2 separate regions of the Mus musculus genome follow, and region 1 is linked to region 2. Evidence: chromatin loops called from intact Hi-C (ENCODE). Cell type or tissue: heart. All regions are shown on one strand. Each heading gives the region's core, and the rest is flanking DNA. Links, peaks and the distances in the headings are about the cores only.

Evidence for each region. Peaks named below come from ENCODE experiments on the same cell type or tissue, not always from the same donor. Only the 100,000 strongest peaks of a DNase experiment are listed, where the experiment ranks them.
Region 1: it touches region 2 in a loop (1.9-fold over the local background); 2 of 42 quality-filtered maps call a loop at or near these places.

The regions. Positions count from the first base shown.
Region 1 is chr16:45,858,906-45,875,888 of GRCm38, reverse strand. It overlaps a transcript of Phldb2 not described here. Among named protein-coding and RNA genes, the nearest start is that of Phldb2, 23 kb to the right of the region's middle. In heart, for the core only: no CTCF peak of the experiment used is centred there; no DNase peak of the experiment used is centred there.
Region 2 is chr16:45,914,902-45,931,884 of GRCm38, reverse strand. It overlaps a transcript of Phldb2 not described here. Among named protein-coding and RNA genes, the nearest start is that of Gm15638, 22 kb to the left of the region's middle. In heart, for the core only: no CTCF peak of the experiment used is centred there; DNase peaks (open chromatin) are centred at 7,984 and 9,104; H3K27ac peaks cover 775 bases.

The sequences.
Region 1 (16,983 bases), core at 4,982-12,981, 55 kb after region 2:
CAATGTGAAATCTTGCCCCTGAAAATAAGGTTATAGATAATGCAGAAGTCATCCAGTGTTGATTTACGGCCTCCTTGTGCACATACACTCACCCCCAACACACACACACAAACACACACACACACACACACACACCTCTGCACTTGCCCAACCAATACCTACACCCATGAATGCATATATGTACACATACACTATACAATCTTAGAGAGAACATAAATGTTAAGACAATAATGATTTGTATAAGCCTACAAAATTTCCATTATTCAGGCACTCATCATAGACACAAATCACCATGGAACAATCAGACAAACAAACAAACAAAAAGATTGTGATTTTTCTTTCTTAAAACAGACTCAGTTTCTTAATTGTCAATACTCTGCTTCTATATGGAGATTCTTACACCATGAAAAGGAAACATCTGTAGGGAGAGTTCAAGATACTGGCCAGAAGATTCTTTGCTTCTAAAACTCACCATGAGTTTTAGAATAGAGCAGAGAGACAGCTATATCACGGTCCTTGCAACAAACGCTTGCTAGTGTATGCAATGGTGTCATCGTTTGGAGGCTAATTATGGGATGGATCCCTGAATATGGCAGTCTCTAGATGGTCCATCCTTTTGTCTCAGCTCCAAACTTTGTCTCTGTAACTCCTTCCATGGGTGATTGTTTCCAATTCTAAGAAGGGACAACTTTGGTCTTCATTCTTCTTCAGTTTCATGTTTTGCAAATTGTACCTTATATCTCACTATACTAAGTTTCTGGGCTAATATCCACTTATCAGTGAGTACATATCATTTGAGTTCTTTTGTGATTGTGTTACCTCACTCAGGATGATGCCCTCCAGGTCCAACCATTTGCCTAGGAATTTCACAAATTCATTCTTTTTAATAGCTGAGTAGTACTCCATTGTGTAAATGTACCACATTTTTTTGTATCCATTCCTCTGTTGAGGGGCATCTGTGTTCTTTCCAGCTTCTGGCTATTTCAAATAAGGCTGCTATGAACATAGTGGAGCATGTGTCCTTCTTACCCGTTGGGACATCTTCTGGATATATGCCCAGGGGCCTAGCAAACACAGAAGTGGATGCTCACAGTCAACTATTGGATGGATCACAGGGCCTCCAATGGAGGAGCTAGAGAAAGTATCCAAGGAGCTAAAGAGATCTGCAACCCTGTAGGTGCAACATTATGAACTAACCAGTACTCCGGAGCTCTTGTCTCTAGCTGCATATGTATCAAAAGATGGCCTAGTCGGCCATCACTGGAAAGAGAGGCCCATTGGACTTGCAAACTTTATATGCCCCAGTACAGGGGAACACCAGGGACAAAAAAATGGGAATGGGTGGGCAGGGGAGGGGGGTGAGGGGGGAACTTTTGGGATAGCATTGGAAATGTAATTGAGGAAAATACGTAATAAAAAAAACAGAAAAAAAAAGAATAGAGCAGAGAAGCAGATGGTTCATGCATGGGATAGAGAAACAGAGCAACAGGCATTCTCCACCGAAGAGACATGTAGAATAAATAAACTTCCTATTCTGTCAGTCCTAAGTGCGACATCCTACTGTTCACTTGGTCTTCTCGTTCTGGACTCACTGAGATCGTTAGCCTCTGAGATACTAGGAAAGGAAAGGAAGACTAGAGTACACTCAGCTCCTCTGCGGTATGGAGACTTAATTTTTAAAATAATTATTTGGGATGAAACTTGGGCTATCTTTAATTTCAATCATCTATCTCTTTTTTTCTGCATGTTTATTATTATTTATATTACTATATCATAAAATTAAGTATTTGATGGTCTTACCAAATAAGTCTTTTAAATAAAGCATAAAAGTGTACACTCGGATATAATTCCTTCATTATGATCTTTGCTGGAAGTGAAAAGATTAAGCCCAAGATGTTTTAGGTTAAGTTCCCTCATAAAAAAAAATCTCCATTTGTGTTTCAAAAGTGGTTTGTGAAGGCACATAAGTGAACTTAAGTACTTATGCCATTTCCCTCTTTTGCTTTAAAAACTAAGGAATTTTGACAACTTAAGAAGAAATTGCACCCAACATTTCCCCACAAGAACTGAGAGTTCTGCAAAGGGAGGTATGTATGTATGTATATGTATATATATAGTAACAACAAGAGCATAATAGCATTAGTGGGACAAAGGGGAAACCCTTGAAGACCAGTAGAAATGTCATAAGTGTGTCCCATGCCAAGGTAGGAATGCAAGAACTCTGCCATTCCACATTCCTTCGGCATTTCTGCCTAGAGGTGTGGCCATGTGGTAATAGAGTGGAAGCGATTTCATCAGCTGAACCGGAGCCCTCTTGGCACAGGGTTCTATGTCTCTCTATTCCAGCAAGCAGCCTACCCCCTGGGAGCAAAGCAGGCTGCATATCTGTAATTTCTAATTATAGGACGGCACCCAGACAAGACTTAGCTGGTGGTTGGGAACTACCCTTCATCATTAATCCCTTTACCTGGTACAAGCTCAAGTCCACACATTGGCAAAGAGAACTCATTATTATAGCATTTGGAGGCTTCCATTCAAAACTGGAAGCTTTGGGAAGAACGATGCTAACACATGTGTTTAAAGATCAATAGATATCTACTTATTTGTTCAGAACTAATGTAAAGCAATATAATCCCTTTTATCTTATTAGTATGGTCAGGAAAGAAACACAGTCTGAATGTTTCCAAGGACTAAACTTAATACTTTAAGGCAGCCAACATATGATGCATGGGTTTATAGGTGCCCCTCCTCTTCCTTCTTCACCTGGTCTAGTCACTCTGCAAGCACACCCGTGGCACCTTGGACTGTTGGCACCAATGTATTGTGGTACTAATCTGCGAACTCAAGTGAGCAATTGATTAGAACCTACATGATTTTAAAGGAACCATGAGTAAAAGACGTATGTCAGTGTTTGGTTAATATTGAATGGATGATCCAAAGCAAAGGATATCACAAAGATGAATCCTTTCTGCTATTCTTTAATTATATTTTTCAGAATTAAATGTTACTCTATGAATCTGGGGAGGGTGTAGCTTGGTAAATAAATTGTTTGCTGTTTAAGAGTGAGGGCAGGCAGCCATGGTGGCCTTCCTGTGATCCCAGTGTACAGGAGATAAAGATGTAAGATTTCTAGGGCCAAACTGTCCAGTTTGACTAGATCAATTGATGAACTTGAAACTTAGTAATAAACTCTGCCCTAGTAAAGAAAGTGAAGCACAGTTGAAGAAGATGCCTGATGTCAACCCCAGGCCTGTGGAACACACGCACACACACACACACACACACACACACATTCATGTATACACACACATGCATATACACACATGCATACATACAGAGACACACACTAATGGGCTCCAATACATATACCACTCACATACATACAAACACACACACCTCACCACCACCACACCACCAAATATATACATGTAGAGAAATCTCATCTCAAAAATAAAACTGAAAGTTGAAATAAATGTTATATAAATTCACTCTTTACATTTATATAGCTGAAATTTGGCTAAGGATATACTAATTTGACCATATATGTACCGGTTGTTTTTGGTTGGTTGGTTGGCTGATTGGTTGTGTGTGTGTGTGTGTGTGTGTGTGTGTGTGTGTGTGTGTGTGTGTGTATGTGTGTGTGTGTGCGTGCGTGCATGTATGTGTGTGTATGTGTGATTTCAAAGGCTATTACAAACTGTTTTGATGATCGTTTAATTTTAAGTGAGAATAAACAACAGTTTGGAGTGTGCACTTAAAGCTAACCTAAAGATCGTGTTAAAGCTGTTGATGAACGTTGTCAAAAGAAATGCTTTTTAAGTGATGTGAAGCTTTTTATAAAACCCAGAGCTATCTGAATGGGAGTCGGTGAGACAGGCCCAAATTTCTCCCTTGTTCGATGGTTGTGGGCTATACATCCTTAGATGAGTTTTAACTCCGGAAGTCCCAGTTTTCTCATAAGGTGGAAGAGGATACGAGGCCTTGCCTGAATTTTCAGTTCCTGAGGCTCAGGGCATAAACATAATCAGATGATAAGATTGAAATGACCTAGTACCTGTCACAGGGTTTGAAGGGACTGGAACACAAAAAGCATCCTTTACCCAAACATGCTTGGAAACAATGAGGAGATAAACACGGAAGTCTGGCAGAGGGAGATAAAAACGCCACCTCCATTACTTAAAAGCTAACAAAGTTTGGCGCAGCTTAAGTACCCGAAAAGCAGGCCCTGCTAAAGACCCACCCCATGAAGAGGTGCTCTCAGCCACCTTGCCCTGACCACAAGGGGATTTCGTGTGTACAGTGCTTCAAAGGAGCCAGCAACTGTAACTTCTATGGCCAGCTGGCCCCCAGCTATGACGAATTAGTTTGTTTTCCAACACAGCAATGAGACAATTGACCCTTCTCAAGGACAGAGTGAGTCAAGCCAGGGAGAGAAGCCAACATACTCTAAACACAGAGGCAAGGGAAGCTGCTCCTCACCACACCGGCATGGCACTCACTCCGATGATTTAGAAAAGATCAACAATTCCCACAAGTGACAGGAAAGCTGGATCACAAAGAAACCCCCTAATTATGTCTGTCAATAAGTCATCATTTTGATTTCCTCCTTCTAACTATCCCCATTCAATTGATCTATGACGACAGGTCACATTCAGTTGATCTATGCAGACATAGCATTTAAGTAATTAACCTCCTTGGTTCTAAGAACAGAGCCTTAGAACTGTCATATGGCAGGCTAGTGCCTAGCGCTGAGCCCTACTCACAACTTTGGGTTAAGCCTCTCCTGAAGACATTCAGATTGTTTTAGCTTCTAAAAGACTTTAGCTCTCCCTTTTTACTCTACCCAATTAAACCTAGAAAGTATTTATTGCTTCCCCATCAAGTGCCAAATGCCCAGAACATGAAGACTCAGACCCGAGGTTGCCTGATTCCCAAGGCATGCAGCATCCTTTTTGTCTCAGATGGAAAAAGGGAAACGTGACAGCTTTCTCAGATCAAAGGCAGCACAGATAAATATTTACAATGCTTCCTTTCTAATTTCCAAATGTTTTTCTGGTAAAGTGACTTCTCACCCAGAATTTAAGACTTGTGTCCTTAGCATGAGAGCCAAGATGCCAACTGTAAGAGATCATGGATTCAGGGGAGGGCCATTTGTCTTTCTTCAGCTCTCTCTCTACCTCCCTGAAGGCCCTGGTTGGCTGAGAGAGGAACTAGACAAAGGGGTTGGAAGAATTGTTCAAATCTGTGGAAACGCTGAAAAACAAAGCAAGACAGCAGAGGGACTGTCTCACTTTCCAACAGTGAAGGTCCCAGCTACTCCAGCATCCCAGCTACTCCAGCATCCCAGCTACTCCAACGTGTATTCCCAGCTTTCTGGTCCTTCTATACTTTGGAAAAAAAATGATCCTTGTATTTTGCTTCTCATAACTCTGTTTTGTTTAATCTAAATTCAGAAAGACTACTATTGATCCTAAACTTGCAACATAAATTGTTATACTTTTATTATATAGTATATGGTATATTTTACATTACCAAAGTGAAAGAAGTATTAAGAAAAATGGGCTTATATATGATTCTAATATCACAAATTATATATACAATGTGAAATATATAATAATATATAAAAAACAATCTAATAGAAGATTGAGGGCTGATTCCAAACTACAGCTTTATAAGTAAGCTGTCATGAAGAGGAATTGGTTAATAATTTTGTCCTCTTCCCACAGTCATATCAAATGATACACATAAAACTACTAAATTTCATGGAAGATCTTTACACTCTCTGCATTGTTTCTGGTGGCCAGAGACAACATTGGTCTTCCACTTCCAGGTCCCACTAGATTAATGACAGAAGAAAAATGAGGACATTTCTAAAGGGACTTCCCATTTGCAATTTACAATTGTTTGGCCATCAATATTACATGATAATAGAGAAATAGAGGCTGGTATTTCTTGTTAGAAAATATTGAAAAATTAGAACAATCAAATTCTGTGTCTTGCCCATGGTCTGTTTCCTATTATTGTGATATTGTCTGGATTGAGTAGTGATTTTAAAAAGAATGTGCATGGCTTCATGATTTTGTATAAATCCTTTGTTTCTAACACTTATGAATGAGGAACATAAGGAGAACAGCTCAGCCCATGCCCCTGTGCATACGAAGGGGCATGGAGAGCTGAGGAAACCAGGCTCTTTGGTTTTGAAGAGAGCAGGAGAGAACTTTAAAAAAAAAACCCTATATTTACTAAAAGTGTGCATAAGACAGAATAAATAAAAGTTAATAGAATCATAAAGACTATAGACTTCTACAAATCAATTTGCATATGTGTTTTATCAAGTATAAGGAATTACTTATGCTTATCTAAAGCAATATGAATGAAATATTGAGCAGGATCTAAAAGGAGCTTTTGTGTGTTTCAAAATTGTCTCGTTAGACTTTGGAGCCAGTGTTCATTCAGTGAAGCATCCAAGAGTTTCTTTTCCTCACGACGATCTGGAGAAATGAGGCTAAAGGACATCTTCTCAGGAGTGGATTCCTAGGCTGATGAGCTCTTAGGGCCCTCTTTGGCAAGCATCTACTTACAAGCATCAACTTAAATCCATCTGGAGAAGTAATCAGCAGTACTGTAATAAAACACTGGCTTTAAAACATACCGCTATAATACCCCATGTGGGATCAATTGTTGTAATATGCTTGCACTCTATTTAATACAGTCCAGTAAACAACCATTCAAAGACACAATATATACCAGTTGCCCTATATAAAAATAGGCATATGAGATACTTATCTATCTCTGCCTGTGTAAACAGACATAGTCTAAGTGAATTCAGTATAAATATAGTTACAGTGCTCACTACACACACACATATATATAGTTATATATATATATTTCTTATTTCTTATATATCATATATATACACACACATCATAGGTTAAAGATATAAGCAAGTTCGAAGTAAGGAAATGAGATAGTAAACACTCATCTTTATGAGAAGGATAGTGTACCTCCTCCAAACTCTCATATTAGGGTGAAAACCCGAGAAGTAAATATTTGTAGAACAGACATGTGAAATAAGCTACTTTTTAGAGCAACATTCCCTCTGGTCCTGGGATCAGGCATCAGCAACAATGATCTATGGTTCTGAACCCACGGTGCTGGCTCAGGAGCCTTGCTTTCACCCTACAGCTGTCTGTAGTAAGTTCAGTCCACACTGACTCCATCTCTTGTTTGAATCTTTATAAAAATCCAAAACCTAGAAAGCATGGCTGGGCACATCCTTAGAACTTCCAGCTATTACTGCATCTCTCCCCGCAATCCAAAGCTTTGGCTCAGCCCAACTTGATACCAAATACGATTAATCATCAGCTTTAACCAGAATTCAACAATCTGTTCAGACATTACCTTGTATGTCAACAGTTTTATTTGCTTGTAGTGGTTTGGAATTTGAGGATGCAATGTTTCTCACATTTTCTTTTTTTCTTTTTCATTCTCTCTTTTTTTGTTGTTTTTTGTTTTTGTTATTGTTTTTGTTGGTTTGTTTTGTTTTTGAGACAGGGTTTTTCTGTGTAGCCCTGGCTGTCCTGAAACTCACTCTTTAGACCAGATTGATCCCGAACTCATAAAGCCGCCTGCCTCTGCCTCCCAAGTGCTGGGATTAAAGGCATGTGCCAAAACTGCCTGGTGTGTTCTCACATTTTCAGAGAGAGAGAGAGAGAGAGAGAGAGAGAGAGAGAGAGAGAGAGAGAGAGAGAGAGAGAGAGAGCAGAAGGTAAAATTCTACAAATTAATTGGTGTAGGTAATTTAATGCCATGCTATTTTCAGTATCCAGAAGAAAGTGGAATGTATCTGTTTTTCTTTTTTTAATAACATTTAGGCTTTCCCCCTGCTTCTAACAGAAATTAGATGTCCTATAATAAAAGAGCAGAAGGGGGAAGTGACTGGGGGAAGGAATGGCCCCTGCTGGATGTGAGATGCGGGAACAAGGGAGGCCAGTGGCCAAACAAAGTATGATGACACATGGATGAAGATGTCATGCTGAAGCCCAGCCACCACTGTGCCAATCAAAAATTTCAATAAAGAAAAAAATCAGATGCCATTGCTTGTATTGGCCTCCAACTTGGCTCTTTTCACTTAAATCCTGCGCTTCAGCAGAGGCTAAAGAGTGCTATCCCCTCTGGAAGTTTTCCATTTTACCATAGTTTTAGTGAAGGTTATCAGGGCTGTTTATATTGGTTAGCTCAGTATACTTTTATTAACAATTTTTTCCAATATAACGTTGTGTAGCTGAGGTGGCACAATTGTGAAGCATCCTATATAAATTAATTTCTATAAATGTCAACTTACTGAGATGATTTTTTGACTTACCTTTTTCTTAGCCAAAAGTTCTTTATGCCTTCCAATCCAGTCATCAAGGTCTAAAATATTTCCTGCCTTCCTGGTACCAGCCTGTCATTTACTCCTGACCTGATATCCACCCATCTCTCTCTCTCTCTCTCTCTCTCTCTCTCTCTCTCTCTCTCCCTCTCACGACCACTGTATCAGGCCTCTCAAAACTTACCTTATGTATATCTGTCATGTTCTGTGAGCTCTCAGTATAGAAGTGATGATCTCAGGGTGTATGAGAGATCCTGTACCATTGAGCTCGACTCCACTATTTTTGTCCTTGTTTCCCTTGATTAAAAATTCGAAAGGAGAAGAGAGGGAGGGAGGGCCAGAGAGACAGAGATGACAGAGACAGACAGTGAGACAGAGAGAACCTACCTTGAACCATACCATCTGAGGCACTATAAAAACTCTTGAATATTTAATCCTAGAATCAATTTCCAAGAAGAAGAAGATGAAGACCATAGAGGTGACCTACTGTCTACAACACAGCTGGGGCATCCAGGAGCACGAAATACCATGTCTGAATGTCCTTACTCTAGCTCAGTTCAAACAAGCAAATATGTATTCAACACATACCACATGGGAATGTTATGAAGTGTCACAGAGGACTACAGTTTTAAAAGAATGCCATGTCTCTGACACTTGAGAATAGGGATTTTCTCCCCAGCAGCAACCAGTACTTTGTGCCAAGTGACCATCCCCAACAAGAGCTGGTTAAAAGAAAAGTTCTAGTTTTTTAGTCTTAGGAAGACACCCGCAAACTCAGCATTGAAACAATGACGAAGTTTGGATTACTCACAGATCTACTCAGAAGAAACATCTTGTCTTTGTCCTGCTAGGCATCAACCAGAATCATTCAAGGGCAAGAATAAAGTCTTCTGGTCTTGCTCACCCATCTGGTCAATGCTGGTTCTCACCAGAAATGCCTCATATACAAACTTCATTGTAGTCTTTCTTCTTCCTCACAGCTTAGGTCCAAAGGTGAAACATCCCCCAAGGGACAGGCCAAAGCCCTTGTATTCTAACCCCAGGTCTCCTTGCAAAGCCTATAGCATCACCTGTGTTCTGAGGTGTGTGTGAGGGAAGAAGTGTAGAGCTGTACTTCATGATGGATGGATGTCATTGTCACATGGTAAAAGCAGCATGTCAGATCATCTAAGAACATAATCTCTTCCTGTAAATATTGCTAGTGGCTTGTCATAGAAAGACAATTTGGCATCCTCCATCCTTAAGTCTCCCACGATTATGCTTTCTCAGTACTTAGACACCACCTACAGAATAAGCAAGCAATATATATTATTATAGCTATCATCAGTTTTTAAGATCAGAAACTTCTAAATGAACAGTAGAAAAACTATGAAGTAACTTTGGACATGGAGGCCTTTTGTTATATAACTGTCCTTATGGTGACTGTGGTTGTGTTTATTACTGAACTACATAGCACCAGGCAGTTGCTGACTGCAACAAGGAGGAGTGAGAGGAACAGTGGCATGTTACATATCCTTTTCCAAAGCCGTTGCTCTTTATATTGCATGGCAATATAATCTGTGTCAAAAGCAAAGTGTGTGCATAACGAGATGTGGCTCAGTGGGTCGGATGCCTGTGCAAAGACTTGAATTCAGACTCTCAGCACCCACATCATAAAAACCACATATGCCTGTAATTCCAGCATTAGCGATGCAGAGAAAAAAGAATCTCAGGATGTTGCTGGCTACAGTTAGTCTAGTTGTATCTGTACGTTCCTTTAGTGAGAAACCTTGTCTCAAAAAACTAAGATGGAGCACAATTAATGAAGGCAACACACACACATATACATACAAAAAATAGGCAGGCTTTACATTTAAAGAAATCTAAACAAGCATTCTATGTAATAATCTGGCAGGTTTCTAGGAAACCTCAACCAAGCCTGAGGCGAAGAGGTTTGTGACCTCCAAGGAGCACACACTAGCACACAAGGACAGCTGTGCTCTCTGCAAGCTTAGTTAGCATTCCCAGGAAAGGCAGGCTTCTTTGACAAACTGACTTGGAAACAAGTCAGATCTGAAAGCGATTTTCAAATTGTGCTTTGGTTCTAGAAAGACTGCATCAGAGAAGAGTGAATCGACTAATGTATTCCTATCTTTATGGCTGTCTTCAAAGCTTTTATGCTTCATATAAGATAAAAGCATGTTATCATCAGTTCCATGTTTTACCCCGTGCTTAACTAATTAGCCATTTTAAATGTCTGGCAAGATGGGTTTTGGTTGTGGTCTCTGTGCGTGAGTTTTCCATGAGTTTTTATTTCTCAATGGAGGGAAGGAGGAAGAGGAAGTCCCCAAGAAGCCATATGCTGTGCTCCTCCAGGCTGAGAAAAGGCAATGCCATCCAAATGGGACATGTGTTCCTAGACTGGAGATTACAGAGACAATGGATTGAACATGGACTTTGTAAGCCAGTCTGCCAGCATCATTTCCTGGTTTGGATCCTTGAGTGTGGTTTGCTAGAGTGTGTTCTTTGAAGTCTGCAGGGTCTTAGGTACTATCTGCGCAACTTATTTTCAGCAGGGAAAAAGTCGTTGTGATATTCTTGCAATTTACCTTGTTTATTATGGGCTTTCTCAGGTCCTCAGTGTAAATACACACATATATATGTATGTATATGCAAAAGTTTTGTTTTGCACATATCTGGAGATGATCATGTGATTAGTCATTTAACTCATTATATATTTTCTCTTATATTTAGGTGAATAGATTTTTTAACATATTGAATCATACCTGCACACCCACAGCAAATCTTACCTTGTCATGGTTTATTCTCTTTCTTATTAGTGTATTCGTTTGTGCATGCTTGTGTGCAAGTGTGTGTGTATGTATGCTAGTGCCCACAGAGGCCAGAGGAAGATCTGAAGTCAGAGGTAGTTATGAGAGAACCATTGTGGGTACAAGGAGCCAAATTCTAATCCTATGCAAGAGCAGTGGGTGGTCTTGACCATGGAGCCATCTTTCTTGCCCCCATGGACTATCTTCTAATGTATAAATGCATCCTGTACTCTAAAACTTAATCTAATTATTAGATAATATTTGCAGTGATGCGAGATGACCACTTGTGAATATTTACCTGTTAGACTTGGTTTCCCTCCATATTGTATTGAGGAGAACAACATGCTTGGAATGAGTTTGATGATAAGAAAAGACAAGAGAAAGAGTGTTATGTAGAAATGGAGATATGTGGCTTTATATTCTATAGACCTTAAGTATCTAATGTGAGGTCTGATGTTATTATCTGGTAGTGGACAGTGTTTAGCTCTTGCCTCTGCGAATTTTAGTTTCCTCAAATTTCCACCTGCTTTTTTAAAGACTATTTTGGAGCAGCTTCAACTTTGTAAAACGTGTACTTCCTACAGGTGCTTATTTGTCTATGTCACACATTTCATTAAAATAGGATCACACGGGACCGGGGAGACACCTCAGTGGGCAAGGGGCCCTTGTCCCCAAGTCTAACAACCTCACTTTGATCCCTCACCCCACATGATGGGAGTTGAGAAATGAGTCCTGTGAGTCATCCTTTGACTTCCATATGCATAACTTGGCATACGTGCACCCATATGCATTAGCAAATAAATAAGTGTTTTAAAAACATTAAATGAAAAAAAACATAAAAATCATAAAATATGTGTCTTTACTGCCTTCTTTCCTTTGCGATCATGTGTCCAAGTTTCAGCTGTAATAGGATATTGTGTACTTCTGACAATACCCTGCTGTATAGACAAATGACATTGGACTTACTCATACCCGTGCAATGACATCTGGGTTGCCTGTACTGTTTGGACATTAGAAATAATGAAAGTAAATTCTGCAATCACATATGTTATACAACATGCTTCATTCCTTCTTTGAGTGCATAGGCCTGGAGCTTCTGGACCCCATGGCAGCCCTGTCCTGTGCTTAACTTATCAATATACATCTTTTAAACTCTGGCTCCAACTGTCTGTCTCTGTCTCTGTCTCTGTCTGTCTGTCTGTCTGTCTCTCTCTCTCTCTCTCTCTCTCTCTCTCTCTCTCTCTGTGTGTGTGTGTGTGTGTGTGTGTGTGTGTGTGTGTGTGTGTGTGTGTGTGCATGCATACTCTATCCCATCTACAGTTAGTTTTCTATGGCGCTGACATGCTATCATAAACAACTACACTTTACATCCACACAAAGAACATGTGAGTGTTTTAATTTTTTTCTCCTCTCTTCCAACATTTGCTATAGTATCTTTCCCATTGTAGAAGTCACTCTATGTGTGCAGTAGTATCCTATAAAGTACTGATGTGCATTTCCTTCATTGGTCATGACAGATGCTTGCTCTCTCCCTTCTTCTCCTTTGCTTCATTCCTGTGAAGCAAGGAGCACTTCAGATGAAGACCAACACTCCAAATCTGTTCTTGATTGTGTTTTCCTCTTTCTTCTCCAGGGTCTTTCTTGATCTTTTTCTCTCTTTGTTTGTTCTCCATAGTCTTTCTTATTCCTCAACCTCTATACTAGCTTAGCTTGCTCTCTCTCCCATCATAAGAAAAAACAACATCTCAAGACCTACACCCTCCAGATGCCCATCTCTAATCACTGGCTTGGCTCCTCACTCCATTCTACAGATACATCACAGCTGGGTAGGTCCAACATTGAGCCCTCTCACTCCATATCTGTTCCCTATCCTCCATTTCTAGTCTCAGATCATGGCTCCCTCACCCATCACTTAGCCAAATTCCAAAAAGCCTTTTTCTCTTTACTTTCCTACCAATTCCAATAAATCACATTGTCCTAGTGATTTTTTAGTTTCCATATGTCTCAGTCTGAGCTTTCTTTTAAAAAATATTATTTTTAAAATTGTGTTCATGCACATCCCCATGTGAGTGCACAGTTGTAGGTGCCCATAGAGGTCAAACTTATTGGATTCCTATTGATCTGGAGTTATGGGAAGATAGCTGTGAGCCACTTGGCACAGGTACTAAGGAGCAAACATAGGTCCTCTGCAAGAGCAGTATGCACTCTTCACCACTGTGGTCTCTCTCTAGACCCATGGGTCTTGTTTTCTTAAATAAATGTCAAGCTTTCAATTTTTAGCTTCTCACCCCTGGAAATTGTAGACTTTCTACATCTAGCTCTGCCACCACTGAAAATTAGTCCTCCTTGATACATCAAGAACAATTGAATCAAACTTGCTACTTTTTCAACACTTGACCCAGAGGTACAGGGCTTGACTTCATGAAATAATGTACATTGCTGGGTATGTGTTTTGATAACTCTATTAGTCTTCCTCACCTCTATCTCTTTGTGTAAAATAGACATCATAATGCATAGTCTGAAGCATCCTTGTGAGAATGGAATGAGAAATTATTTTGCGTAGTATATGCATAAAAGTAGGAGTCCCTATGTGCTAATAGAACCATTCTTCTTCCCCAAGTCTGAGGAGAACACTGGACACAGGAAAGCTACAAGAGTGTCTTTCAAGTTCTTTAGAACAAGGATGTTGGTTTGGTTTTCTTCTCTGTAGTATCAGATTTTACAAAAGATTTTACAAAAGAAACAATAAAACAAAGTATCAAAACGAGTATTGTTAAATAATGAGTACTGGATGAAAAACAGAAAGTAACAACAAACTAAAGTAACTAAATAATTGTTCTTTTGACCTATTACTCACAGCATTAATCTCCCTTTATTGAACTTCTCACTTCCCATGGTTTTAGCGGTTCATAGTCAAGTGTAGTGTGAAAATATTAAATGAGAAATACTAACAACTTGTGTTTGGAATTTCTCTCCCTTCTGACTAGCATTATTAAGCCTCATTCCATCAAATTTCACCTTGCCTTTGAGATGACCCTTCCTGTTGTCTCAAGCATCCACGTCATACTAACCCTCCACTGATCACTTAGTGGCTGTCTTGACTATCAGATTGGTGTTTTGTATTGCCTTGTAGCACTTCTTATTTTGTTCACTAATGGTCTGAGGAGACAAGATTAGTGATTGTTATGGTGTGCGTGGGAACTGTCTCCTATAGTTTTCATGTGCTCAACCACCTGGCCTCCAGCTAGGTCTGAGTGTAAACTCTCTCCTACAGGCTGCAAATGCTTAACTTCCTGGTCCCCAGCTGGTGGCCACGTATGGAAGGAACCTTCTGGACATAGGGCCTAAATTACAGATGTGGGTCATAGGGTCAGAGCTCAACATTGCATCTCCGTCAGACTTCCAGCCTACTTTCTTTTCTTCCTGAAAGCTGCCGTACATTCTCATTACCATGACCATGAGCAGCTTCTGCTACTATGCCTCTTCCCTGTCTGGCAGGACACTGTCCCCTGAACCATGAGTCAGAATAAACCCTTTCCCCATTGAGTTGTTTTTGTCAGGAATGCTGTCATCGTGATGAGAAAAACATCCAAAACTGAGCTGTGACAATTACAATATTCCAAGAAAAAGCCTTTGTTTCTTGTATGTGGGTGGAAATATTCAACCTAGTAAGAAAGTAAACATTAAAATCATATACTGAAGATGCTAAGATCTACATTAAGTTATTTTGAGAAAACAAGAGGAAAAAATGTTCACATAACTTTTGTTATAGTATGTTGTTAACAATTACATGTTATTACTAGTTACTGTTACTCTCTTACTATGCCTAATTTATAAATCAAACTTTATCACAGACATGTAGATAAAGGGAACACATGGCTTTTACAGGTTTTGTTGATATCTACAGATTCATACTTCCACAGGAATTCTTTGAATGTAGCCTCGTGGATAAAATGGACTATTGTGTTTGTTTGCTGGTGTCCATTTTTTAAAAGGAAGATAACTGGTCTACCCCAAAAGTGTGCCTTTGTTGATAGTGTTGAGACTGGTGTTTAAGTGTTGCTCTGAAGGAGAGTCAGTATCAGTGACGAGGTACTATGCTGACCCCAGGATGTCTTATTTTCAACCACAACAGCAGTTAGTATTTCCCAGATGTCCAACATCTGTGTTTTACAAATGAAGCCTTGTTGACATTCAGTTTTCATAGGTCAGTTTAGCTTTCAACTTCCCAGTCATAGCATCTATGATTTCTTTCTTGGTGAATACAGCTTGGCATGGATCCCAGGGTCTCCTCTGAGAATCATCAGAAGATCCCGATGGAGGAGGAAGATGAAGCAAGAGAGGAGCCCAAGAATGGTGGAGCTGATGACCCAGAGCCCTTTGGTAAGACCTCTCTTAGCATGTGCTAAAGTTTAAAGTTTTCTGATGAATCACAAACACACATTAGGACTGAACTGGACATTAGTTACTTTTCTATTGCTGTGGCAAAGCACCATGTGGCAGCAAGCAGTAGACATGGCAGCTAGAACTGGGAGCTCACATCTCAAACCATAAGCACAAAGCAGAGAAAGTGAACTAGAAGTAGCTCAGAACTTTAAACTCTACAAGGGCTCCACCCCTACCTCACACTGTGATATACATTTTCCAACAAGACTATACCCCTTAAACCTCCCAAACAGGGGCACCAACTTAGGACCAAGGGTTTAAATACAGGAGTCCACTGGGGACATAATCATTCAAACCACCATAAGTGGGATTCCTCCAATATAAATGTGAGAGTCAAAAATGTACAAAGAAGCTTTTTGCTTTAGTTAAGTGGAATTGTTTTTAGAGATTGTATTTATTTTTATTTCATGTGCATTGTTGTGCCAAATCCTCTGGAACTGAAGTTACAGACAGTTGTGAGTTGTCATGTGGGTGCTAGAAATTGAACCCAGGTCCTCTGGAAAAACATTAAATTCTCTTAACAACTGGGCCATCTCTCTAGTTCTAGTTAAGTGGTATTTTATAGGTTTCTGTTCAAAACTTATTGAAGATCAGTTTAAACCATAGTGGCTACTGTACAGAGGTCATATCTAGTCATTCATCAGTCTTTATGAATCAACGTCCACATAAAAAGGAGTGATGTGGGGTATACAGAGAATGGCATCAGGAATTGGCTCTAACAGAACACTGATGCTCCTGTTTCCTCTAAGAAAGGACCAGGCTGTACTAGACTCATTCCAGCTCACAAGGCTAATAGTACAAGTTGAGGTCCTCATAAAAATATTCCCTGCTATCCACAAAGAATAAAGGGACTCATAAAATTTGTATGTTTTTTGTTAATTTTATTCTGTGTCAAGTGATGGAGCAACCACAGAATTTGAAGACAGGCTAGGTATATTGTAGATCTCCTGAGATCATCTCTGCACTTCAGAATCCCCTTGTGTTAGAAAAATGTGACTGCAAATGAGATCTGTTTTTTCACTTAGTTGTTTTGCTTAGTTCTAGAATCAGGGTGTTAAACTGAAAGTGTCTATGCTAAGGTAGTCCAGAAAAAGAAAATAATAATAAGTGTAGATTCATATTCTCTCTCCCCTCCTTCCCTCCATTACTGTATTTGGGTGTAAACAGAGGGGATATTCTTACTTTTTTGTGAAAGTCTGCAAGTCTATAATTTGTAGGGAATGTATATCTTGAGACATAAGATAAAAGAGAAAGATTGCAACATAGCTATATGATATACGTTGATACTTTGCTACCTAGCCAATATCAAACATGGAAAAAAAACTTACTGAAGAAGTTAGCTTTTCAGTTCGT
Region 2 (16,983 bases), core at 6,011-14,010:
TGCTGGGATTTGAACTCTGGACCTTCGGAAGAGCAGTCGGGTGCTCTTACCTGCTGAGCCATCTCACCAGCCCCCCCTATTTTTTTTTTTTTTAAGATTCTATTTTTAAATGTTTATTTTTCTAAGTCTTTGGGTGTGGCATGTGTGTTATACCCTTGCAGGCCAGTGGAGGGTGTCATATTTAATTATAGGTGGCTGGGAGACCCCACATAGGTACTAGTAGCTAAACTCAGGTCCCTTAAAACAGTTGAAAGTAATTTTAACGGCTGAGACATCTCTCCATTCCCCAGCCTTGGGCTCTCCGTTGAACTTAAGCTCGTGCCCTTCTGCAAATATCTCTCAGAAAGGACATAACAGGGTACTCTCCATTCTTCACAAATAGTGCCCTCATTTAAGAGTTGCTAACTCAGACATGACTTTAATCTTTGTAGTCTGCCTGCAGTAAATTAATAAGACCAGATAGTAACTGGAAATGCTGAGCAAAACTCTGGCTATTCAAAAACTATTTCTTTCAGCAGAAACCACTTGCATTTCAAATCTTTTTATTTTACCCTATTTGGAGATATAAAATGGAATTCAGAGTTACCACCCCCCTCTAAAATAAGAACTTAATATTTACAAATCTTTGTAGAGATAAAAGAAAAAAATAGACTCCTGTTTCAAAGATGCTAAGAACAGGTCACATTAATAAGCATAATTTCTATTTTTTTTCTAGCAAAGCCAAATAAAATTTCTCACTGTTTTTCAATGAAGGAAAACCACCATCTCCAATATCAAGGAATGGTATCAGCTAGCAATGGGGGGATTTTGTTGAAAGGTTTACTTGGTTGTTAAGAAGGAGATTTGTGCGGGGCTACAGGACCTCCCTCTTACACTGGCCACTGGAGATGTCTGTGTAGTTCTCATTTCTCTTCCTGGAAGCATGCAGACATGGTGAGGCCAAGGGGAAGGGGAAGCTTGTCTCAGAGCTTCATGAAAAAGCAGTGGCAACAGCCTGCCCTACTACAGATTCTGTTGTTTAGAGGACCTCTGAGGAGGACTGGAGGATTGGCCTGGATGCTACCTGGGACCATTAAAACTAAGCATATGTGCACATTAATTCCACTCCCTTGGTTGTTTCTCTTGGTATGGAGCTAAGTTATTTGATTCCTCACTCCTCTACCCAACAGAAACAATTTGGAGCTAATCAGTCACACTGCAAACTGAGGGAGGGATCTTAAAACAGAAATGGGCTCTGGAAGCACATGGTAGGAGGAAGGGCTCAACCTTCCTAGTACAGCTTCCATTCAGCAAGGATCAGACAGTGTTGATGATGTTCATCATACACGATAAGACGTGGCCAAATCCTTCATCCTAAAAAGGACAGAAGTTGGAAGGGTGGTGTGAGGGAGAATGAGTCACTAGCAGCTGTACAGACTCATCATTAGTCTCTATTTTTGATTTAACTTTCCTTTATTTACCTCCATGGCCAACGGCTTTTGCTGCATCAGGATTATTTAAGGACTTGTTCAAACACTGACTCCTGAGTCCCAGACCCTGAGGACCTGACATGGTAGATCAGAGTAAGACTAAAGGATCTTTCTTACAAGTTCCCAGGTGACATTGCTCATAGATAGCTGACTTTGAGCAATACTGTTGAATAACCAAGGCCAGTTTATTTACATAGGAAGCCAGCAAAACACTTTTTTGTTTTGAAAGACTTATTTATTTTATGTATATGAGTACACTATAGCTGTCTTCAGACACCACCAGAAGAGGGCATCGGATCCCATTACAGAGGTTTGGGAGCCACCATGTGGTTGCTGGGAATTGAACTCAGAACCTCTGGTAGAACAGTCAGTGCTCTTAACCACTGAGCCATCTCTCCAGCCCCAAACAAAACACTTCTTAAACACAAGGTCTTTCATGGTAAACTGAAATGGGCACCACTAGGAAAACTTTAGACAACAGAAGACCCCTCCAGCACCTCACCCATCAGATTCCATCCGGGTGATATCCACCCATTGTGTAGGTTCTAGTGCCAGATCAGGATTGAATTTAAAATCTCCGTCTACTGTCTAAGATGATGACTCTTCCCAAGGCAGCCAGTTGCTTTTCTACTGGACAGATTTCTCAGTTTGAAACAGGAAAAGAGATACATCGAATTGCATCAGGTTGTCACAGGTATCAAACGGAATTGTTTACGAACTTTCTCCCAATGGCTCAAGCAGAGAAAGGCCTCAACACATGCCAGCATTAAACTGGCATTACCTTAACAGTGTGCTATAGCCAACATGTATAGTGTTTTTAATACTCAACAAATGGTAAGTCTTTATCCTGTTCTCAGATTTTGGAAACTGAGGCACTGAGAGGTTCAGTGCCTCAATTGAGGAAATCTTAGGGAACTCTCTGAGAATAAGATGCATTCTGTGGGGACTCTGTAGCTGTCATTCTCATCCCCGGTGTCCGAGTGTGATCTGAACCAGATCTAGACATGCCTCCCCAGAACCTGGCCGCACGCCTCAGGATAGAAGGAGATATTATTTCTCCAGGCCCTCCTGGAGTCTCTCTCAGCCCCCCTTTTTGGCCACATACTGCTATGTGCTGTTTGTGTCTGAAATGGAAAATTTTTGTAACACAATACCCAATACCCAGCTTTGGTCCCCACAGATTCTCAAATAATCCTGGTTTTTTATTTCCCTTTTTCCCTTTTTTGGTTTGGGTTAAAATATGACTTCACAATTCTAGAGCTCTCAGCAGATTCAAAGGCACTACAGAATTCAGACCTGTCTAGTTTGCTATATTATAAAGAATTTTGCTTTTCTAAAAACAAACAAAAAACAAAACAACAACAACAACAAAAAACCCCAAAAAGCCAAGAGCAAAGAGTGAGGAGAGTCCTGGTGTCAGAGCCATAGCGCTGGGAACCTCCTCTTCATCCCCAGCCCCAGCCCAGGGGAGACACTTGATCCCCAACATCCCCACAGTAGCCCACAGAAAGGCAAAAAGCCATAGCTGCCTTTAGCTTTATGACCATTTCTGAAATGAGCATCTTGGAATTGGACAATGGGAGCCAAGGACCTCTCCCAACACCCTTCCCTTTCTAGATGGTTAACCCTTCACACATTATGTCTGATATGGTCCTGGGTCTGTCTGAACAGTATAGAGGAGTATCCCTGAGTGGACTCCACATACATTGCAATTTATTATTGCTCTTATTAATCTGGACTTTAGAACCCAACCTCATACCTAAGATGACAATATTTTTCAAGCCAGTCATTTAACTTTTGATATGGCAGCTTCACCATTATAAAATCAGAAATGAGATATTCCTGATCTCACCAGGTTGTCATAAATATGAAATGGAATCGTGTTTAGAAAACTTTGTCACAGTGGTGACACAGCATAGTATGGCCCTGACACAGATCAGCAATAGGCATTATGTATTAATTAAATTTGCATTATCATACAGTACTGCCTAGCCAGCACATCATGATGTTAGTATTTCACAAAGTCAGAGGCTTTATACTGTTCGTCTTTATCCTACTGTAACAGACTCATGCTAGGATCTGAAGTTCATCTCCCCAGACTCCTGTGTTGAAATCCAAGCCCCGTCAATGTGATAGCATCAACCGATTTCCTCCTTCACCCTCATAGATAAGCAAGTGTCTGCCATAACTCAGGAAACAGGCCCTCCTCACCAGTCCCCAAGCTTGCCAGAGCTTTCACTTCAGACTTTCCAGCCCCCAGGTATATGAGAAATAAAATTTCTGTTGTTTCTGCGATAGATATCAATCTATGATGTATCCTTATGACAATCCTGAAAGAGTAAACAAACAGTTATGGTGATATTTGTTTCAGAAAATAGAATGCCCTTTAGTGAGGAAGCAGAGTGATGTTCTGGCAACAGTGTAGCACTGGAGTTGAACACACCTCAACTTGACCCTGATGCTGCTATGCTGCTGCTTCTTAAGTTGCCTGGCCTGCGGCAAGTTTTGGAATGTCTTTGAAATCCCGCTTTCTGTTTGTATAGTGGAGATAACAGAACTTACCTCCTAGGGTTACAGGGAGGATATAATGAAACAATGTTTGGGAAGTCCTTGACTTCTGGTCTGCAGCCCAGAAATGGATTTTAGTCTGTGACAGAAAGACCCACTGCCCCCACCCCCCCCCACTTGATAGAACTGACTGGAATAATTACAACATCTGGGAGTCTTATCCAAAATATTTTTCCAGTGACAGAGTACAGGAGAAAACCGCCTGGTCCATTGTGTATTTTTGTCTCTTGTGCAAGACTTGGCTTGGTGTATGATTTACAAATAGATGTCTGATTATAAATTAGGGGCAGGGGTATCGGGAATCTAGATGTCTTCTAGCTATCACACTTTTGCCCCATGCAGCTAATTGGTAGCACAGAAGTTTTGTTTGTTCTTATAAAGTAGCTGAGTCAAAGTGGTCCACTAATGCTCACAATTTCATTTCAAGAAGGTTTAAAATTATGTGTTGAGGAGGGCGGCAACATCATAAATTCCAGGGAAGAGTTACCTTCAACGCTCTTAAAACTGGGCTCCAGTGACCCCATCAATAAAGGCACAGTTGTCCAACAGAGGTGCTATGACCTCAAGGCAGGTTCATGGACATTACCCAGACTTGGACCCTCACCTTCCATCCTTGCATTACTCAGACTCTGTCTTCCCAGTCTTAATTCCCACTTGCTGAGTGAGGAGATGCTAATCCGCCTGTGGTGTCCTTGTAAAAGAAATTGCACAATCTCAGCTGCTGAGAGGTGAAGATGCTCCCTAAGTCTCTCCTTTCCAGAGGCCCAGAAGAGCAGAGCAGAGAAGCTTCTCTCTGCTTTGGGCCAAGGGGGATCAAAGTCTGAAGCTTAGCTTCCAAGCAACGTTGGGATTCAACTTTTTCTTGGCAGACACGAAGCACCCGTAACCTTTGCCTCATCCCGCCACACCAATGTTCTGTAGCTTCTTACTCCTGATCAATACACTTGCTGGAAAGTAGGAGAAAGTAGCAAGGTTGGCATTCACAGTGTTGGAGGGTCAGGGAGGCACCCAGACGGCCATCTAGAAGGCTCTGAAAAGTAGGTGGCCATTGTAGAACACCCTTCCTTTTCTCTATACCACTGGTTGCTTCCAGAACAATACAATTGAAAAGGTGATTTATAGCTAATGTCCATGCAAAAAGTTATTTTTTAGCTGGCAAAATGAACCTCAGATGTTAGACAGGGAAAACACGTCCAGAAAACTCTTTTGTATTAGTTTCCCTTAAAGAGGAAAACCAATTGGATATCCAGTCCATACTACTTTAACTCCAGTCCTTAGATACAAAATTAAGGCTTAAAAAGCAAAGAGATAATACATTCCCTGCTTCCTAAATCACTCTGCTGCTCTATTAGACAGCATCAGACTTGAAGTGAAGACCAGACCCAGCTCACTAGAAACTGAAGTAAAGGGCGGGGGTGGGGTGGGGTGGGGTGGGGGACTAAGTCCCACTCTTTGAAACTTGAAGTGCAAAAGAAGAAAAACAGAATGAGTGCAGCAGAATCTACCTTAGTGTTTCATCGTTTCTCTTTCCTCCTCTCCACTTGCAGACAGCCTCTCAAACACACGAACAGACATATCCCCCCACAGCTTTCCACATACATCAACAGACACCCCCTCACATACAAGAACAAATACCCCCTCACATGTGTACATACATGTGTGCATTCACATACACCCTCACATACTATAAAAGGAAGACAAGTAACCCTGAATCAGAATACTAACAGTTTTTTGTTTATTATCTACAAGATTTACCATCTTCTTCATATTGTTCATTTTCTGCAAACTAAGGTTGATAATATTTTTTTCTTATAGCAGTGTTGTTAGATCAAATAAAACAACAAAATGTATTTTATAAACCACAAAACAGCCATTTAGTCACTTGTTTCAAGAAACTTAAAAACCCAGAGAAATTAGGGCACCTTCTCTCAAATTCCCACTTGTAAACATACATGTCGAACATGTCATAGGTCTATGGAAAAGTTTTGCTGGTCTTGTTTTTCCTCCAAGACTCGACACACAAAAGGACTTGGGCATAACAAGCAAAGAGCAGCTGTGTTCAACTGAGTTCTCGGAGTCTCCTGACCTGAACCCTTCCCATCAATGCAAAGACATCTGTAAACATCTGTTGTTTTTCTATAGTCCCAAAGTATGCCTTTTGCAGAGTGTTGACATTACATTTGTGAGTCAAATATTTCCTGATGTAACATAGAATTTTGGAAAGGCATTTTCATAATGAGCAGAAACTTTCAAATATTTTTCTGGAATTCAGTTTCAAGGAATTGGAGAATAGAGGACACAACCATATTTTTGTTATCTGCAAACTCAGATGATAATCGTAACTTCTATGTCTATCAGTAGTATCTAATAGAATAGTTCACATGCAGTTGTTTAAATGCACAATGAATTTTCGGTGGTCTTGATAACTTGATTATCCTATTCCCAGCGGCTCTGCCTTTGCCACTGTCAGGACTTTGCTTCTGATGGGAATTACTGTGGCTGACATTCCCTAAGTCATTGCATTTTTGTCTGACTACTAAGTTCCTACAGAAATAGTAGTTTCTGTAGTGGCTTAGGCTTAGTTTGGAAGTTTGTATGCAGTTTTGGATGAATTGGGTGACGTAGGGGAAGGAAGAACTGGTAAGTGCTGGTAGCACACGAGAGAGATTGCGCCTTAGACGCTCATTTTGGAAGAAGGGGAAGACGGCAGCTGGTTGATCCTGGTTGGTATTTTCCAGGGGATGGTTATTAAAAGATAGAGTAGATAACATCAACTGGGGATACTTACCCCCGTGAGAAAAAGCCTAGGGAAGCCATTTGTGTCATAAGCTGAGTGATATCCAGGATGACTGCCTAACATAGCTTTGGGTGATTGTCACAGAAGATTCCAGAAAGCAAATGGAATTTCAGCATGATCTTGAATTAGAAGCCATATACATGAAGGAACTCCAAGGGTTTTTAAGCATAAAGTTCTGGTAGGTTAACCTGGACACAATGACGGGCTTACTGAACTGTAGTGTACATCAAGACAGAGGTTTACAGATGCTTATAGTGCACTCTGTAAACAGCAGACTGATGTAATGAGGGGTTTGTACAGGAGAGAGTTGTAAGAGGACAGCAGATTAGAGCCGTGCTACTAAAACCATACACTACAGAGCACTCATTTCCTCTGCAGACCAAGCTCTACTCTATGAGTGATAACAGACACACCAGCTCCAAAAGATGCAGGGAAAGTAGTGGAGCCCTAGAGGGCTATACATTGGCCCATCAGCCAGCCAGATAGCCCTTTCCCCATGCCCTCTGGTGCTGCTGTGAATAACAGAGTGCAGGCCACTGTGCAGGCTGTGTTGATGGGCTCATGTGAACAAAGGTTGGCAGGACTGCCTGGGATTTCAATGTCTTATTGAACAAACTCATCACCCAAATCCACCCCCAAGCTTAGAGCTTGCTCTGCCTTGGCGGCAATCTAGCATTGCCTTGCGAAGCCCACATGCAAAGTCCCAAGAGACAATGCTTGGATTCATGTCTGGAATGTTTCCACCTACCATGGAGCCCACTCCCACTCCTCTGTGTCTGAGGAAGAGATTCAGAAGTGCTCAAAGAGCCCTCTGGCCATCAATGAGCAATTTATAGTCTTTAATTATGGGCCAATGCAAACAATACTTTTACTGAACTGCCGCCTCCCCTTCACCCCTGACCCATGGGCAGACACGTGGCAGTGAATGTTGCCAGATGGAGATTGTTTCTGGAAAGCCACATTTAACAGGACTTTATTTATGACCCAAGAGCTGCACTCATCCATTATCCTATGGCTGGACTTGTGCTTAGTGTCTAAGCAGCTCCAGTCTCGAATGTGAAATACTTTGGGTTTGGATCAGATCCTGTTTATGAAGGAGAGGAGACTTTGTCCCCTCCAAAATTCCCTTGCCAAGCCCAAGGACTATGAAGGAAGTGGGGAAGCCAGCCCAAATCATTAGGTAATAAAAATGGGCTGAAAGGGAACCCAAAACCCAAGTAAACAAACGTTCTCATTTGGGTCCAGTTCTTCACTCAGCAAGTCTGCCAGACAGCATCCTCTTCCTCTTCCCCCATCTTCCCAAGGGTTAGAAAGATGAACTCTTTTATCTCAGCAGCTCCTGTTAACCAAGTGTGTCGTTTCCCCATCTAAACATTTCAGGGCTCCAGCTCAGGCATGTGTTAATGTCTGTTCCCAAGTAACAGAGAAGAGGGCTGAGATGATAGCAATCAAAAAGACGCTCAGCTTGATGGGAGTGTCTTGGAGAAGTTGAATTCCTCATTCCCAAGTTTCCCAGGCAGAGAAGTGGCACCTCTAAAAACACATGCAAGAAGTCCTCTGCGCTCTGGATATGGAACACAGTCTAGGGCACGAAGCTTTAGAGAGCTCTTTTTTTTGATTTGCTGTGTATAGATTTATCGTCACATTGCGTCGATATTTAGCCACAACATTCAGAAAATATCTAGGGTAGACGGTTGGGAAATTGATGCAATTCCTTTAGTTTGATCAAAGACTGATGTCACAGGGGATGAGAAGGTGGCTCTCAGGGCAGAGTGCTTGCTTGCTACTTAAGTATGTAGGCCTTGGTTTGATCTCAGTATCTGGATAAAAGCCGGGTATGATGGTACATGCCAATCATCCCAATGCTTTGGACGTAGACATAAGAGGAGCTCACAAGAGGATTGCTGGTCAGCCAACCAGCCAAATCACTGAGCTCACGTCCAGTGAGAAAGCCTGGCTCAAGAAAAACACACAGATACCTCCACGCTCAGATGCACACATGTGCACATGAGGATCACTAGCCCTACGGTGTGGACTATAACAAGTATGATAGCTATTTATTTATGCAATATGTTTCAGCAAACCCATAGAAACGCATTGTTAAACTTTAGTTATTTTCACTTCATTGGTTTTCATATTATGTTTAAGAATTCACTTTGCTTTCCAGTACTCTCATAAAACACTTTAAAGAAAGAGAAGGATCTGCATAAGTGGAAAAAGTTAGGTAATGAGAAAGACAGTCCAGAGCCAACAGCTGAAGATCTTTGGCTGTGTCCCAAGGTCCACGCTTCCCCCCTGTGGAAGGTGCTTCCTCTGGGAGGGTTCTCATTACATCATCAATGTATTTTTTCCAAATAACAAACTCCCTGGAGTAGGAAATCTGCCTGGGGAAGCATTTATCATTCCCAAGCAACTTAGACGTCAGATCTTTGTAGAAAGTATTCTTTTTTATATAGTTTCCCTGGGGTGTGTGTGTGTGTGTGTGCATTTATGTATGTGTTTCCTCTTTCTTTAAAGGTTATTAATTAGTAAGACATCCCAGATTTAATTTGGCTTTTAATTTGTTACTATTCTAATGCAAATACCGAGTGGCTGTCCTTTGGGAAGGTGTGGTTTTGATGGTTTTTCCTCGAGAAACACTTCTCCTGATTGAAGTATTCACACACTAACACACATGGAATATGCCAAATTATAAGACTCTAGAAACATACTTGAAAAAGATGGATAATATACAGCTAACAGAAGCCAGGGTGAGGATCTCTCCTCTCTTGGAGCAGAGAGCTGGTCACAGTGGGCTTCTACAGAGCAACCAGGCTGATGAGGCAGCTGTAGTAGGGGTGAGAAAAGTCAGTGAATCCAGAAGACTCAGGGCATCCAGGAATGCTTCATCCAGTGCTCAGGAGTCTCCTTATTCATGGATCACCAGCCCACGCAGACAAAACCACTGGCATTGCAGCAGTCCTGGCCTTTGAGAAGGAACTTTCTAGGTTAGTTAAATGTCTTTACCTTCCCAGGAAACCTGGGAAGAACTTCTATGAGCTTAATGGTATGATAATAAAAACTGTCTGTCTCATGTTTCTTCGAACTAGACGTGTCAGTGCCGCTGGTCCCTTCTGAGGGCTGTGAAGGAGGTTATTCTCCTTAGCTCCTGGGGTTTGCTGGGGACCTTGGCTGTCTTGCCTTGTAGATATGTCATTTCAGCAGCCTTTCGTCTTTCTGTGGTATGCTTCCTATGTAAACACGTGTCCCGAGTTTAAAGCCAAAGCCGCCTTCCTCTTTTTTTTCCCCTCTTATTGAAAACAGATTCTTTTCTCATACAGTATATCTTGATGATAGTTTGCCCTCCCTCTCCTCATCCCAGTTCCTCCCCACCTGCCCTCCCCTCTGGATCCACTTCCTTTCTGTCTGTCATCAGAAAAGAAAAGACTTCTAAGAGATAACAACCACATATAACAAAAAAATCATAAGATGATCCCAAAACTATCATATCGAAGTTGGACACAAAAACCTGGCAGGAGAGAAAGAGTCCCGTCAGCAGGCACAAGAGTCAGAGTCCCACTCATTCATTCAGGAGTCCAGTAAGAATGCTCAGGTAGTAGCTATAATATATATGCAGAAGACCTGGCACAGACCCATGTAGGCCCTGTTAAATCTAACTTCTTCTTCTTTTTTTTAAATCCACCTTCTTAATAAGACACTATTTACATAGGATTAGAATTTGCTCCCATAACCTCACTTGGCCTTGGAAAGATCTTTAACCTCAAATAAGGCCAGAGACACAAGTATAATAATTAGGACTTCAGCATCCTTTGGGAGGACATGATTGAACCAGTAACAGAGAAGGTTTCTTTTAAATGCCGGTCCTAGTTCAATGGTCACCCTTGACTTGTGTCTTAGTCAGGGTTTCTATTCCTGCACAAACATCATGACCAAGAAGTAGGTTGGGGAGGAAAGGGTTTATTTGGCTTACACTTCCATATTGCTGTTCATCACCAAAGGAAGTCAGGACTGGAACTCACACAGGTCAAGAAGCAGGAGCTAATGCAGAGGCCAAGGAGAAATGGCTTGCTTCCCCTAGCTTGCTCAGCCTGCTCTCTTATAGAACCCAAGACTACCAGCCCAGAGATGGTCCCACCCACAAGGGGCCTTTCCCCTTGATCACTAATTGAGAAAATGCCTTACAGTTGTATCTCATGGAGGCATTTCCTCAACTGAAGCTTCTTTTTCTGTGATAACTCCAGCTGTGTCAAGTTGACACAAAACTAGTCAGTACAACTTGCTTATTTTGAAGTTATCTGGCTCAAAATAACATAATGTCACGATAACAAGTGGTTATTTTTCTTTTACAAAATAAGAAAAGATACATCATTTTCTCTCTCTCTCTCTCCCCCCCCCTCTCTCTGATGTTTTAAGACGTAAAGCAGGGTCACACAATGCCCAGGTTGGCCTCAGACCCACTCTATACCTGAGAATGGCCTTCAGCTTCTAATCCTTCTGCCCCCACCTCCTAAGTGCTGGGATTGCAAGCACATTGCTGGCTTATGTGTTGCTCTAGGTGGAACTTGGGGCTTTGCCCGTCTAGGCAAGCACTCTACCAACTGAGCTGTATCCCCAGCTTGCTTTAATATTTGCATTTTGACAAACAACACCAAGAATTTGGTATAGACTACTTGACATACCCCACCCCCAAATCCTAAGTGCTGTAGAGACAGAAAGGCTCTGATTTCCATGATAGGTGTTGCTTGTCTCTTACACCATGCCCTTCCATCCAACCTCATTAATTAGAAAAAGCAAATTAAAGTAACACAAAAGTCTGCGATCGGTTAATATGTTATTATTCAAGCGGTGATCCTGTTCTCAGGATGGTCTTTTCTAAATTGGTATAGTAAAAGTTCTGTACATTCTAATTTCAAAATAATCATTATTGTTAAATATGAAGGTGCACACCTGTAATCTCAGGACTTGGGAGATGGAGGTCAGGAGGCCTTCAGATTAATTGGATAGCCAGACTGAATTATATAGTTAAACCTGTGTCAAAGCAATGTTATTCATTTTACCATAAGAAAAAGTGGAGAAGAGACAGGGTGAGGGTAAGAAAAGGAAGGATACACTAATAAAGTAGTCATAAACAAGCCAAGGCTTCAGGTGTCTGTTCTGGTTAACTGGCATCCGAAGGGCTCTTTAAAGCTCTGCCCTCTCTCTGGCATCTAGTGCAGAAGCTCTGCTGGCAGGCAGGCGCATGCTTCCCACATTACAGTCAATGCTGTAATGTGAGTGGGTGGGTGAGGGGCACGGGCACAGCTCAGTGTGAGCTTCGCATTTGCCTGAGCATTCCTCTGCCCTAATCCATAGGTAGACACTCTCAGCCGAGTACCCAGAGACGGTTGTCCTGCAAAAGTCTGTGATGTCAGCCCAGCCCAGGAAAGGTGATTTCTTACGTCGGGGCCTGGCTGCTCTTCTGAAAGAGGTTCAGGTATAAAAGGATTGCAGTTTGAGTGATCTCCAAAGAGGTGAAGATCCCTAACAGAGGCCAAGAACTCTTTCCTCTGTCCATTCTCACAAGCACAAATCAGACACTTCTGATCTTTCCTGGCTCTGAACACAGAAACAAACAACCTCAGTGAAAATATTGGTAACTATTTGCCTCTAAGGATGGACCTCGTAAGATCTGACGTCAGTCCCTAACGAAAGAAACAAGCAGTGATTTCAATGCACTGGTGGCATTGCTCAGAATTCAGTGCATACATGACAGCAGAATAGTGAAGCAGCTGTACTGAGGTGGGCAGCGGGCAGGTCAGAGGGTGAAGGGTTTGACATGAGGGCCTGAGCTCAGGTGTCCAGCCTTCATGTCAAAGTCTAGTGCATGGCATTTGTGTGTAAGGCCAGAAGTGCCGGAGGAAGGGTTAGGGGTTGGGGTATCCCGGGGTTTGGTGGCTACTAGTCTATCTGAAACTGCAGCCCCTTGGTCCATTGAGACCATTCACACACACACACACACACACACACACACACACACACACACACACACAAAGTAGTAAAAAGCAATAAAGGAATCCATCCCTGTGTTCTCTGAGAACACTTGAACACACATGCTCATATGTCATACACACACACACATACATACACACAAACATGACATGCACACACTCGCACATACTCACACACTTTCTTAGGATGTGTTCCAAATATATACAACCAGTCCTCTAGCAGAAAAACTCATGAGTCCCATTTTCATCACATTTCCCAGGTGCCTCCACTCCAGTATTCCAGTATGAGAACCACAGTAAGAACCAGGGCTAGTGAAGACATGCAAGAAGGATGTGGACATGATACCCATGTGGACCGCTGAGTCCCTTTAGCAGCTGTGAAATTGCAATGATTTAAAGTGGATGCAAGGAAAGACTTGGAGCCTGATAGCCCTGATGCCTGAGGCTTTGTCCCCAGCATTCCTCTCAGTAGTGTTCAGTGGTCCCTTTTATTGATGGCTTAGAGGAAACTATCAACATCTCATCAGTCAGTGAAAGATGACGTTGTACCTAAGTAAATGTGTTGGTTTCCCAGGGCTACCAAAAGAAAGCTCCATCAACTGGATAGCTTAGGTAACACACACTTTAAACAGACTTCAGTGATGCTGAGATCTCAGGCAAAGTGTGTTTCTAGAGCCTTGTGCGCTCCCCGTCACTTTACATGTCACCCCTGATGCTGAATTGATTAAAATCGATATACTTGAATTTCTCTTTGGGGCAGAGAGTGACTCAGTGTATTCATGTGTTTTTTTATTTCTTGTCTGGTAGAATGCTTATGCTAGACATGTACTTAAAAAACTTTGTCTTATCCACCAAACGTTTAACAAGCAAAGAACTCTATAGGAATTACTGAGGGTTATTATGGCAGAGGCTTAACATGATACCAGACTGCCTGGATCCACCCCATAGGTTTAGTCCCAATTCCACAGGACAGGGGAGTGTCTTTTCAAATACAGCCAAGGCATGACCTGAGTTGGACACTTGTCTATACATTCTTCTCCCATCCTTCAATGGGAAAGGGATGCTAAGAGAAGGTGCCAGGTAGAACACAACCTGTCTGGACTAGGAAGAAATATGCAAATGGTATTGATTTACTCAGTACCATTGAGCCACCCCATAGGATCAGTTACCGATGGCACTGTTGCCAGTGTAGACCTCTCCTTGTTGCTGCCTTTCATGTGGTGCAGAAACATCAAGGAAGAGGATGCAGTGCCTAGCAGAGCTCCTTCACAAGAGATCTTCCTACTTTGCTCTCCTGAGGGCTCTGTATCCTCTCAAGGAATTCTCTCAGAAAAAGGCTGGGACATGCACCTGGCCAATGGATGTGCTGCAGGGGTCCATGTCACAGGAAAATTTCTCCTAACTCACTGTTAGGCTGCAGAGTTCCTCTACAAGCTGAGAGCCTTCAAGGCTTGAGAAATTAACAAAACGGGAAGGAAGAGAAGGGCTCTCGCATCCTGGTGCTGATGAGCACACAGTCTCCTGGAAACTGATGTTGGGATGCATATGCCAAGCAGCTTGTCACCTCTGCTTTTCAATGCATTGTCTGAGGAAGCATCAGGATGAGAAACTCAAAATGCAAGGTCTTGACAAAGGGCGTCACTGTTGGGGCTTGATTGGTTTTTGTGGCTTTTTTTTCTTTCTTTCTGTTTTCATCTTTCAGAAGAATGAAATAAAAATAAAGCTGGCTTGAAATAATTCCAGTCATATGTGTATCCCGACACCACACATTTTTTGGTCATGTTAACTTCTGGTGACTTCAAAGAACACTGTCGTTTTTCTAGGCTCCGAATTCATGGTGTTTTTAATTTAAACATAGGGTTTGCCAATCCTAGCCCTAAAAGAAATATTTTCGTGATCCAGTTCTTTTATCAACTCCACATCGTGGGTGTGGTGTCCTTCCCTGGTCCAGCTTCCCTCTGTGCTCTTGAGAAACCAAACACAGAGGCTGGGAAAATATTCTCTATGGATACAACCCTGCTTTCATCTCCTATCAAGGATGCATAATGAGGAATGTGTTGGGAAAAAGAAGAAACAAAATTAATAAATTTTAGTTATTTATTATTATTACTATTAATATACTTAAGTAAATGAGGGAGCAGGGCTAGGCAGATGGCTCACCAATGTGTACTTGCAGAGAACCTTGGTTACATTTCTCGGCACTTACATGATGGCTCCCAGTCATACATAACTCTACTTCCAGAGGACCTGTTGCAGCCTTCTGTCTTTAAAAGCCTATCATTTTGCTAACTGCATGGCTGATCCACACACTTCAAAACAAGCCTTAAGAATCAAAGTCTAAGCTACTCTTATCCTGTGAATTAAAAAGGTGGCCTACTGTGGAAGAGAATTATATAGAAAGGAACATACATAAAGTTTGGTATTCCTAGTGTCTTAGTCAGGCTTTTATGAAGAGACACAATGACCATGACAAGTCTTATATAAGAAAGAATTTAATTAGGGCTCTCTTACATTCAGAGGATTAGTCTGTTATCATTGTGGGGGAAGTATGGCAGTGTGCAGGCAGAAGGAGCTGAGAGTTCTACACACAGATCAATGGACAGCAGGGAGAGAGAGACAATGGGCCTGGCTTGAGTATTGGAAACCTCACAGTCCATCCCCAGTGACACACTTCCTCCAACAAGTTCACACCTTGTAATAGTGCCACTCCCTGATGACAATGAATTCAAGTCTATGAGCCCATGGGGAGCATTTCTAGTCAAACCACCATATTTAGTGAACAAGAACTAAGAGTGGGTGCGGCATTGTGTGGGTGTGGCCATCATGTGGGTGCAGGAGGCAGAATGCTGAATTTGAGATAGCCTAATGTCTCTATGAGAATGGGGCTGGGAAATAATTGGATAACATACAATTCAGATGCTCTGTGCTCCTGCTTCAGGTCTTCTTCGACTTGTACTTTTAAATAATACAGTCCATCTTAAGTGCAGAATCTTACATATTTTGAAGGCTAAATAAGTGAAAAATGTATAGAAGATCAAGATTGTGACACCACATGAAAATGAAATGTTGGCCTAAAATCTGACCTGGAGAATAATTACTTTAAATATGTTTTTCCCTCAAAAGTAAGTAAGTAGAAGTATTTGTGTCAGCTTTTTAAAAACATTTTTCTACAATTGCACACCTGTGAACCCATTTATATCTTATTGCTACGTTGGTGAGAGCCCAGATGTTCACTGGGTTTCTGGACATAAGCACTCATTTCTCAAAGAGGCTTTAAACATGCCGTATTGCTTTGCAATAAACTTAGCTGTGGAGTCTTCTCAAAATGGCTGATACAGATCTGAAAAATATTTAGCTCTTTTTTTCCCCCAGAGATCTTGAGTTCTTCTTAGCAGCACCAAAGGCTATTGCTTCTCAGGCATCTCTAACAAGGCAGATCCCTCCCTCTCTCACACCAGCTGAGTATGTAACTGCCTGGGGCAGGGAACTCTAATATCCAGTCTTTGAGAGGTCCTCCTCCAGTACAGGTTGCATGCCTATGTCAACCTCTAGACAATTGCCTACAAGAAGTACTCATAGATATAGGGAAGGAGCTCTTTCAATATATGACTTCTCTTTGAGATTATGCTAGGTCTTTCCTTTTCAATGTTTGCAAAACTGGGGAAGAAAGTGGATAGCGAGAAAGAAAGGACAGAAAATCAGAATTTTCTTCTTTAGTGATGTCTAGTGACAATCTGAGTGTGATTCCTACAACCCTGCCTCATGCTCAGGGTTCATTCAATTAGCACTCCAGAAAATCCAATGTTCAGAAGTCACATGCTTCTCTGCTGAAGCCCAAATTGCACCTTATCATGAGGGAAGTGTGAAGGAAGCGGTTTGCCATGCTCAATACAATAAAGACAAATTTAAAGGCCATGGGGCCTTTGAGGATAATAGCAAGTTACAGCTTACACTTTAAAACCTACATAACTTTGCTTTTTCTTAGAAGGAGAGAAGCATGGTAACAAGTACATTCTTTACATTTGGCAGCTGGTCCTCACACCAATGACAACTGTATGGCTTGATCCTATCTGATTTTAGAAGTCACTGAAGATAGAAATAGTTTCTGTCTAAAGATGGTCTTGTGAAGCTATTTAGATGCATTGCTAAGGAAACAGAAATA